Regions from separate parts of the Homo sapiens genome. Here region 2 is linked to region 1. Evidence: read pairs that join two places in POLR2A ChIA-PET (ENCODE). Cell type or tissue: MCF 10A. All regions are shown on one strand. Links, peaks and the distances in the headings refer to the core of each region. The heading gives the core; the rest is flanking DNA. Region 1 overlaps HEATR4 (HEAT repeat containing 4). Region 2 has its middle 9.4 kb from the start of ACOT4.

Region 1 (4,392 bases), core at 214-4,213:
TATTTATAGGATATGAAACATAAGTTGATCCAGCTGATGTGGAATGACTGGAATAAGGAAGTGAGGAGAGCAGCTGCACAGGCGCTTGGGCAAATGAGCCTCGGGAAAGAGGTGCACGACATAATCAGGTAAGACCCAGTCAACATGAGGAGACACTCTTCTAAATTCTTAGAAGTGTTTAGGAGGCAGGCTGGGCAAGGTGGCTCCCAACACTTTGGGAAGACGGGGTGGGCGGATCACGAGGTCAGGAGATCGAGACCATCCTGGCTAACACAGTAAAACCCTGTCTTTACTAAAAATACAAAAAATTAGCCAGGCGTGGTGGCACATGCCTGTCATCCCAGCTACTCGGGAGGCTGAGACAGGAGAATCGCTTGAACCTGGGAGGCGGAGGTTGCAGTGAGCAGAGATCGCGCCACTGCACTCCAGCCTGGCAACAGAGCAAGACTCCGTCTCAAAAAAAAAAAGTGCTTAGGAGGCCTGGGATCCAGCCACCCAGCATTTGTTGAGCTCCTCTGTACGGACCCTGGACCAGGTCCCACTGTAAAAAATTAACAGTCCCTACAAACTAACAATGTGGCTAGGGAAAGAAGCATTGAGTGCCCAGTAGGTGTGAGGCAATGGTTTCGGTGCTGGAGGGTGTTCAAAAGTATGACGCAATTCTGATGACCACATGCAAAATATACAAACACCTAATTAAAAATACCAAATCATTAAAAACTAGAACAAATGGCATATACCATAACTGCTGGAGCAGAAAAATGGAATACTCAGCGTGGCTAGAGGAGTAAGGCCAAGTTTCACAGAGGGTGGATAAGACTGCACAGGAGGCCCAGCCCAGTGGCACACGCCTGTAATCCCAATACTTTGAGACTCTGAAGCAGGAGGATCAATTGAGCCCAGGAGTTCGAGACCAGCCTGGGCAACATAGCAAGACCTTGCCTCTACTAAAAATTAAAAAAAAAAAAAAAAAAAATTGGCCGGGCGCAGTGGCTCACTCCTGTAATCCCAGCACTTTGGGAGGCCGAGGCGGGTGGATCACAAGGTCAGGAGATCGAGACCATCCTGACTAACATGGTGAAACCCTGTCTCTACTAAAAATACAAAAGGGCGTGGTGGCGGGCGCCTGTAGTCCCAGCTATTCGGGAGGCTGAGGCAGGAGAATGGCGTGAACCTGGGAGTTGGAGCTTGCAGTGAGCGGAGATCACGCCACTGTACTCCAGCCTGGGCGACAGAGTGAGACTCCGTCTCAAAAATAATAATAATAAAATAAAATAAAAAGTTAGCCAGTGTGGTGGTGTATGCCTGTAGTCCCAGCTACTTGGGAGGCTGAGGCAAGAGGACTGCCTGGGTCCAGGAAGTCCAAAGCTGTCATGAGCCATCATCATGCCACTGCATTCCAGCCTGGGCAACAGAGAAAGACCCTATCTCAAAAAAAAAAAAAAAAAAAAAAGAGAGAGAGACTGCATAGGAGCCGCAGAGTGGGTAAGTGCCTATAATCCCAGCTACTCAGGCTGAGGCAGGAGAATCACTTGAGGTCAGGAGTTCAAGACCAGCCTGGGCAACATAGCAAGACCCCATCTCTAAAAATAATTTAAGGCCGGGCGCGGTGGCTCATGCCTGTAATCCCAGCACTTTGGGAGGCCGAGGCGGGCAGATCACGAGGTCAGGAGATCAAGACCATCCTGGCTAACATAGTGAAACCCCATCTCTACTAAAAATACAAGAAAAACAAAATTAGCCAGGCGTGGTGGTGGGCGCCTATAGTCCCAACTACTCAGGAGGCTGAGGCAGGAGAATGGCGTGAACCCAGGAGGCGGCGCTTGCAGTAAGCCAAGATCCAGCCACTGCACTCCAGCCTGGGCAACAGAGCGAGACTCCATCTCAAAAAAATAATAAAATAAATAAAAATAATTTAAACAAACAAACAAAAAGACTGCATAGGCATTCCAGGCTGGAAGCCAAATGCAGACATAATCATGGCACACGTGAGGGCAATGGAGAAGAGAACTTGACTGTGAAAAGAGGTGCAAGTTGACATTTTCCTTTATTCAGTCATTCAGTGTAACTGAAAGCCCTGCATTACCTAATTACTGAACAGCTATGTATTAGGGATTCAAGTAAAGAAGACAATCGAGCTCTGTACCCAGTAAAACTTATCTCATGAGCATAAGGCTGAATGGGATTGACAGCCTACAGAACCCGGATTTTATCATGAGGGCATTAGTGGGGGTTGGGGGTTAGGTACTGAAAGTTTAAGGAGGTGAAAGGAAAGCAACTTGTGCCTTACAGGGTCAAGCTAGGTCAAGGAAATTCCCAGGAGCGTGTGGAAGCTCTCTACCTGATAGGTGAGCTCAAGCTTATGACCGCCAAGCTTCTCCCAAGCTTCCTGCACTGCTTCTCTGATGACTTCACAGCAGTTCGGCGGGCAGCCTGTTTGGCAGCTGGTGCCCTGCAGATCCGCGACAAGATGGTGAGTCAGGGAAACATATTCTCATCTTACCTGATTGACCTGAAGAGGGCATTACCTTCCCTGGTTGTGCACAGTATGCTCAACATTCTGTGGGGACACAGAATGAGAGATTGGAACTGGGAAGGGGGTGTATAAGCCACTTCAAACAGGACTGTTTCAGGGGCATCCAATCTTTTGGCTTCCCTGGGCCACAATGGAAGAATTGTCTTGGGCCACATATAAAGTACACTAACACTAACGATAGTTGATGAGCTAAAAAAAAAAAAAAAAGGTCCGTGCATAATTCTCATGGTTTTTTTGTTTGTTTGTTTGTTTGTTTTGAGACGGAGTCTCGCTCTGTGACCCAAGCTGGAGTGCAGTGGCGCCATCTCGGCTCACTGCAAGCTCCGCCTCCCAGGTTCACGCCATTCTCCTGCCTCAGCCTCCTGTGTAGCTGGGACTACAGGCACCTGCCACCACACCTGGCTAATTTTTTTGTGTTTTTAGTAAAGATGGGGTTTCACCGTGTTAGCCAGGATGGTCTCGATGTCCTGACTTCGTGATCCGCCCGCCTCGGCCTCCCAAAGTGCTGGGATTACAGGCGTGAGCCACCGCGCCTGGCATAAATCTCATGTTTTAAGAAAGTTTACAAATTTGTGTTGGGCCGCATTCCAAGTTGTCCTAGGCCACATGTTGGACAAGCTTGGTTTAGCTCCCAGCCAGCCCAGACTTCGATTCTAGAGCACACCCCTGAATCCTGTTCTCACCTCAGTTAACTAGCTTCTCATTACCTGGGTGCTGATGGGCTTTAGGATCAACTCCCATAAATGGAGTTATAATTCCATTATTAGGGAAAAATCTGTTTGAAGTGTTCAAGAGAAGCCATATGGCCCCAGATCTGTAGACTGAGAAAATCAATAGCAGATAATTCAGCTAATGTACTCACTATGCATATAGGTTGGTACTTTAGGCTCCAGCTCATTTGTCACCAGAATTGATAGGTCATTTTTCAATTATAGCTCCTTTTAGAGATAAGTGGTTTCCCTGTTTCTGATTCATTCTTTTGCTTTGTTTTGTTTTTTTGCTTTTTTGAGATGGAGACTCGCTCTGTCACCCAGGCTGGAGTACAGTGGCACGATCTCAGCTCACTACAACCTCCGCCTCCCAGGTCCAAGCAATTCTCCTACCTCAGCCTCCGAGTAGCTGGGATTACAGGCGTGTGACACCATGCCCGGCTAATTTTTGTATTTTTAGTAGAGACAGGGTTTCACCATGTTGGCCAGGCTGGTCTCAAACTCCTGATGTCAAGTGATCCGCCCACCTTGGCATCCCAAAATGCTGGGATTACAGGGGTGCACCACCGCACCCAGCTGTTTCTGGTTCATTCTTGCTCTGGTCCTCCCCACTCAACACTGCCTTTTCCATCCCAGGTGCTTGAATGCCTCCTGAACCTGATGCAGAGAGATCCTTACTGGAAAATCAAGGCCTTTGCCATTCGAGGTATTATAGAAGTAGTGCCCCAAACTCTTCAACCTTAAATACCTTTGCCTATGCAAGTAGAAATGATCCCCTGAAACTCTCTAATGGGGTGAAGTGCAGGAGAGGTAATGATCTTAGCTTTTCAGAAGTTCCTTGTCTGAAAAGAGAAAGATAATTTTCTTCAATTTTTAGTGAAAGATCCTGAGTCTAGGTATATGTCAAACTTAAGTTAAAGAAAGGGCTGACAAGACAGTCCCTGCCAACAGAATTAAGGATAAGTTCCAAGTAGGTATCCAGTGCTGGATGCATCTTGCTTTCCTTGGAGATCTCAACTATTACGCTCTGCAAAAGTCAGATCAGTTTCAAGACTGCTACAGACCTAAAACCCTGCCCCTTAATCTGCCTAGTTTCTTTTTAGAATCTTTGGCATTGCTTCTCTTTTTGACATAGATAAATAATTG
Region 2 (4,392 bases), core at 211-4,210, 100 kb before region 1:
GGCAGAGGTTACAGTGAGCCGAGAATGTGCCACTGCATTCCAGCCTGGCGACAGAGCAAGACTCCATCTCAAAAAAAACAAAAACAAAAAACAAAAAAAACAGATTATTGGTAAAATGCAAATGTCTTCAAAATGTAAACGTGTTCTAAATTACGTTCAAATATTAGGTTTGCCAAATTATTTAAGGTCATAAACTGCTTCTTTGGCTTTTGAAAATAGTTCAACTTGCCTGCTTTACAGCTTGGTAAGGCCTGGGGACATATGGAATTAACCACGCCCCCAGCTGTGCTGGAAAGAGTCAGACCATATTTGTACCTAGTACATAATTAAAATAAGTTACCAGGTTTTACATTAAAATTAAAAATTGCTAAGAGTCATCATTGTAACATACAATTAAGACTACTAAAAATAGTTTTACATGCAAGGTGTGTGAGGAGAGTAAAATGTGTTTTTGGTAAAAGATTGTAAGAAGGCATGGGAATGTACATTTTTGTAAACCTTTAACATATTTAACAGGCTTCCCAAAATCAAATTTCAGCCTCAGAATTGTCTTTTCTCATCTCTAAATTTGAGATGCTACAGAGGGCCCCTGAAGCATTTAAAAGAGAGGTAAACAGGATTATTTGACGTGGTTAGTTACATGGGAAGCATTGTCAAAATAAAAAAAAGATTTACTCTTCTTCAAGTTATATTTTAGTGAATGATATTAATATATGTTCCAAAATTGTATGGAATTTCTACGTTCTAATACATCTGAGTATATGGTATCAATCATAATTGTAGCCTGCCAGGATCCCTGGGGGACTGAACAAAGCGGGGAGAACGCGGGAATAAAGAGACAAAAGAATATGTTTGGAAGAAGGAGTCAGGAGGCAACTTGCCTCTAGTGGACAAGGGCCCTGAGCTTTACACAGCCCTCTGTATTTATTAGGCAAAAAAGATAGTGAGAAGCGGGGTGGAAGAAGGGACCAGCTGCTTGGTCTACAGTAGTCTTGTAAGACTGCATTCTCTAGATGTCCCAGTAAATAACCTCAAGGAGCTCGGCACCAGGAAGCGATTGCCCTCAGCAAATCTTCTGGGGCAGGCACAGAAGCGAGTTTGCCCACATCCTGCATTCATGATAAATCATATAGCCTCCAGTGGAATGCTAGGTTGGTCATGATCCCTTTGACCTTTTTGGCTCCCAACACATAATTATGTTGTTAGGCCAGGTGCAGTGGCTCATGCCTGTAATCCCAGCACTTTGGGAGGCCGAGGCGGGCGGATCACAAGGTCAGGAGTTCAAGACCAACCTGGCCAACATAGTGAAACCTCGTCTCTACTGAAAATACGAAAATTAGCCAGGCACGGTGGCCCGTGCCTGTAGTCCCAGCTACTTAGGAGGCTGAGGCAGGAGAATCGCTTGAACTCAGGAGGTGGAGGTTGTGGTGAGCCGAGATTACACCACTGCACTCCAGCCTGGGCAACAGATTTAGACTCCGTCTCAAAAAAATGAAATAAGATTAAAAAAAAAAAAGCATAATTATGTTGTTATTGTAGACCACAGAAATAACCAGCTCTCCTTGTCAGAAGTGTTTTAACTATTACTATTTAAAATCATTTGAATTCCATGGTCTAAGATAAATTATCTGTAAAAACCCATTGGTTATCAGTGCTATGCACCTAAATTAGAGAAATAACTGGTATTCAAGAGGACATAAGTCCAATGTTAAGCATGGACTCATGGAGAACCAGGATGGCTGCCTTGTCTTTCCTGAGTCCCTAAAGGTTTTGTTATTAAAGGTTATGGTTTCTATGACTCATCATGGAAAAGACAAAATGATCCAATTTAAATACATATTGGTTTGCTGACTTATAAATTGCTAAAGTAGTTCTTTTTTGAGACAGAGTCTCACTCTGTTGCCCAGGCTGGAATGCAGTGGCGCGATCTCAGCTCACTGCAATCTCCGCCTCCCAGGTTCCAGCAATTCTCCTGTTTTAGCCTCCCAAGTTGTGGGGATTACAGGCGTGCGCCACCATGCCCAGCTAATTTTTGTATTTTTAGTAGAGATAGGGTTTCACCACGTTGGCCAAGCTGGTCTCGAACTCCTGACCTCAAGTGATCTGTCCGCCTCAGCCTCCCAAAGTGCTGGGATTACAGGCATGAGCCACCACACTGACCTGCTAAAGTAGTTTATAACCAATGTTTGGTTTGTCAAATCCATATTTTTGGGAAGACAGTCAAAGCTTCAGGTACATTTACCTGATGGGTCATTTAAACACTTACAAAAATATTTCATTTAATTGTCATTTTCTTTTTTTTGGAGACAGAGTCTCACTCTGTCATCCAGGCTGGAGTGCAGTGGTACAATCTCGGCTTACTGCAATTTCCATCTCCTGGGTTCAAGCAATTCTCCTGCCTCAGCCTCCTGAGTAGCTGGGATTACAGGCACGCACCACCACACCTGGCTAATTTTTGTATTTTTAGTAGAGATGGGGTTTCGCCATGTTGGCCGGGCTGGTCTCGAACTCCTGACCTCTCAGGTGATCCGCCCGCCTTGGCCTCTCAAAGTGCTGGGACTACAGGCGTGAGCCAGCACGCCTGGCCGAGAAGTTCTTAAACAGATATCTAGAGGTGTATTTTGTCTAGTGGAGTGAAACCCACTGAGATTTTTAGAAAACCCCACAAAGTTTTTAAGAAAATTGTTCTGGCTGGCTGGGCGTGGTGGCTCATGCCTGTAATCCCAGCATTTTAGGAGGCCTAGGCAGGTGGATCACCTGAGGTCAGGAGTTTGAGACCAGATTGGCCGACATGGTGAAACCCTGTCTCTACTAAACATAACAAATTAGCCGGGTGTGGTGGTGGGTGCCTGTAATCCCAGCTACTTGGGAGGCTGAGGCAGGAGAATTGCTTGAACCCAAGAGGCAGAAGTTGTAGTGAGCTGAGATCACGCCATTGCACTCCAGCCTGGGAAACAAGAGCAAAACTCCGTCTTGGAAAAAAAAAGAAAATTGTTCTGGCTGAAGAATAATTCCAGTTCCACTATGAGCTGGAACTTAAAAGGCAGAGAATACAAAATTAAAAGAGAACTTTGAACTCCCCTTTTCCATCTAGGAGGCAGGTTAAATTTAATTGCTAACTCATTTTCTTATGGAAAATAAAGGTTTCAACTCAGGAGGTAGAACCAAAAGCTACAGAGAACAACTCACAGAGAGTAAATTGAACACTAATGAAGGAATTGGCAGCGTGTTCTCCGGTGTGTTTCAGAGTTGCTACAGGCTAGTGACAGCTGTGTGCCACATTTTCCCCATTTTTGAACAGGACTGTCTATAGGAGTTATCTTATACTTCTCCCACCATTGTATTATGGACATGCATCTGTGAGGATAGCTAACTTGTTTGTTTCAAAGCCGTTCAGATTGAGAAGAAGGATATTCAAGGAGCTATACCCAAGGGACTGTTCTGAGCCTCATCTATACCTGGATCTGATATAGATGATGAAATATTGGACCTTCAGCCTGAGTGCGATGCTATAATGAAATGAGATTTTTGGGGGAGAGGGTATAGAAGAGGAATGGGTGTTATTTTACATGTGGAGGAATGTATGGCCAGAAGGCAGACTGTATTTGCCAAAGATGGTTACAATTATTTCCCATTCCACATGCTCTTCTCCAGAACCTTGCCACTCTCCTTTCAAGAGGCAGACTATGCTCTCCTTGAACTTTGGTTAGCCTTTGACTGCCTTGTTCAATAGAGCATGGGAGAGTGATAGTATGTATAATAGCTTCCAAGACAAAGCTGAACAAAGGTCATGCAGAATTGCTTGCTAGGCTTGCTAGGCTCTCTTGGAGACTCTACTTTTATGGCAGGGAGGTTGGTGCTGGCTGTCAATTGGGAACTCAGGAAGGGATATGATTTAGGGGGTTCTCAATTTCTCTCCATCTGGGCCTTCTTGCTAATTACTTGGGCTGAGTTTCAACCCCTCAGTCAAATTACCGCAGCCCGTGTCACTTCGAACAGTGGTGATCCATTCCTACCCAGTCCTGTCCCATTTGCAGACTCTTGAGAAAAATACATGGTTAGTGTTTTAAGCTGCTGTTTTAGGGTGGTTTGCTACACAACAATAGATAACTGAAACACACCTGAAAACATAGTCACATAAAACAAAAACAATCTATTTTGCTCACAAATCTGCAGTTTGGACAGGGCTTGAGAGGGACATCACTGCTCAGTGGAGGTTATGTGAAGTCTCCACCGAGATTTAAATGGCTGGGGGCTAGGATGATCTGGAGGTGTTTTTCACTCACATGTCTGGCACTTGGGCTGAGATAACTGAGACGCTGACCACAGTTGGGACTGTCACAGGAGTGCCTGTGGTTGGCTTATACATGTATTTTAAGCTTCATCACAGCA

What was found. ChIA-PET counts read pairs that join two places held together with the same protein. Peaks named below come from ENCODE experiments on the same cell type or tissue, not always from the same donor. Only the 100,000 strongest peaks of a DNase experiment are listed, where the experiment ranks them.
Region 2: POLR2A ChIA-PET joins it to region 1 with 5 read pairs; 20 of 35 experiments call an interaction of 5 or more read pairs at or near these places.

The regions. Positions count from the first base shown.
Region 1 is chr14:73,498,631-73,503,022 of GRCh38, reverse strand. HEATR4 (HEAT repeat containing 4) reads left to right here. Exons shown (of 18, transcript NM_001220484.1): 11 at 10-128; 12 at 2,293-2,473; 13 at 3,883-3,952. It also overlaps a transcript of ACOT1 not described here. Among named protein-coding and RNA genes, the nearest start is that of RIOX1, 9.9 kb to the right of the region's middle. In MCF 10A, for the core only: no CTCF peak of the experiment used is centred there; DNase peaks (open chromatin) are centred at 622 and 2,482.
Region 2 is chr14:73,599,052-73,603,443 of GRCh38, reverse strand. It overlaps a transcript of HEATR4 not described here. Among named protein-coding and RNA genes, the nearest start is that of ACOT4, 9.4 kb to the right of the region's middle. In MCF 10A, for the core only: no CTCF peak of the experiment used is centred there; no DNase peak of the experiment used is centred there.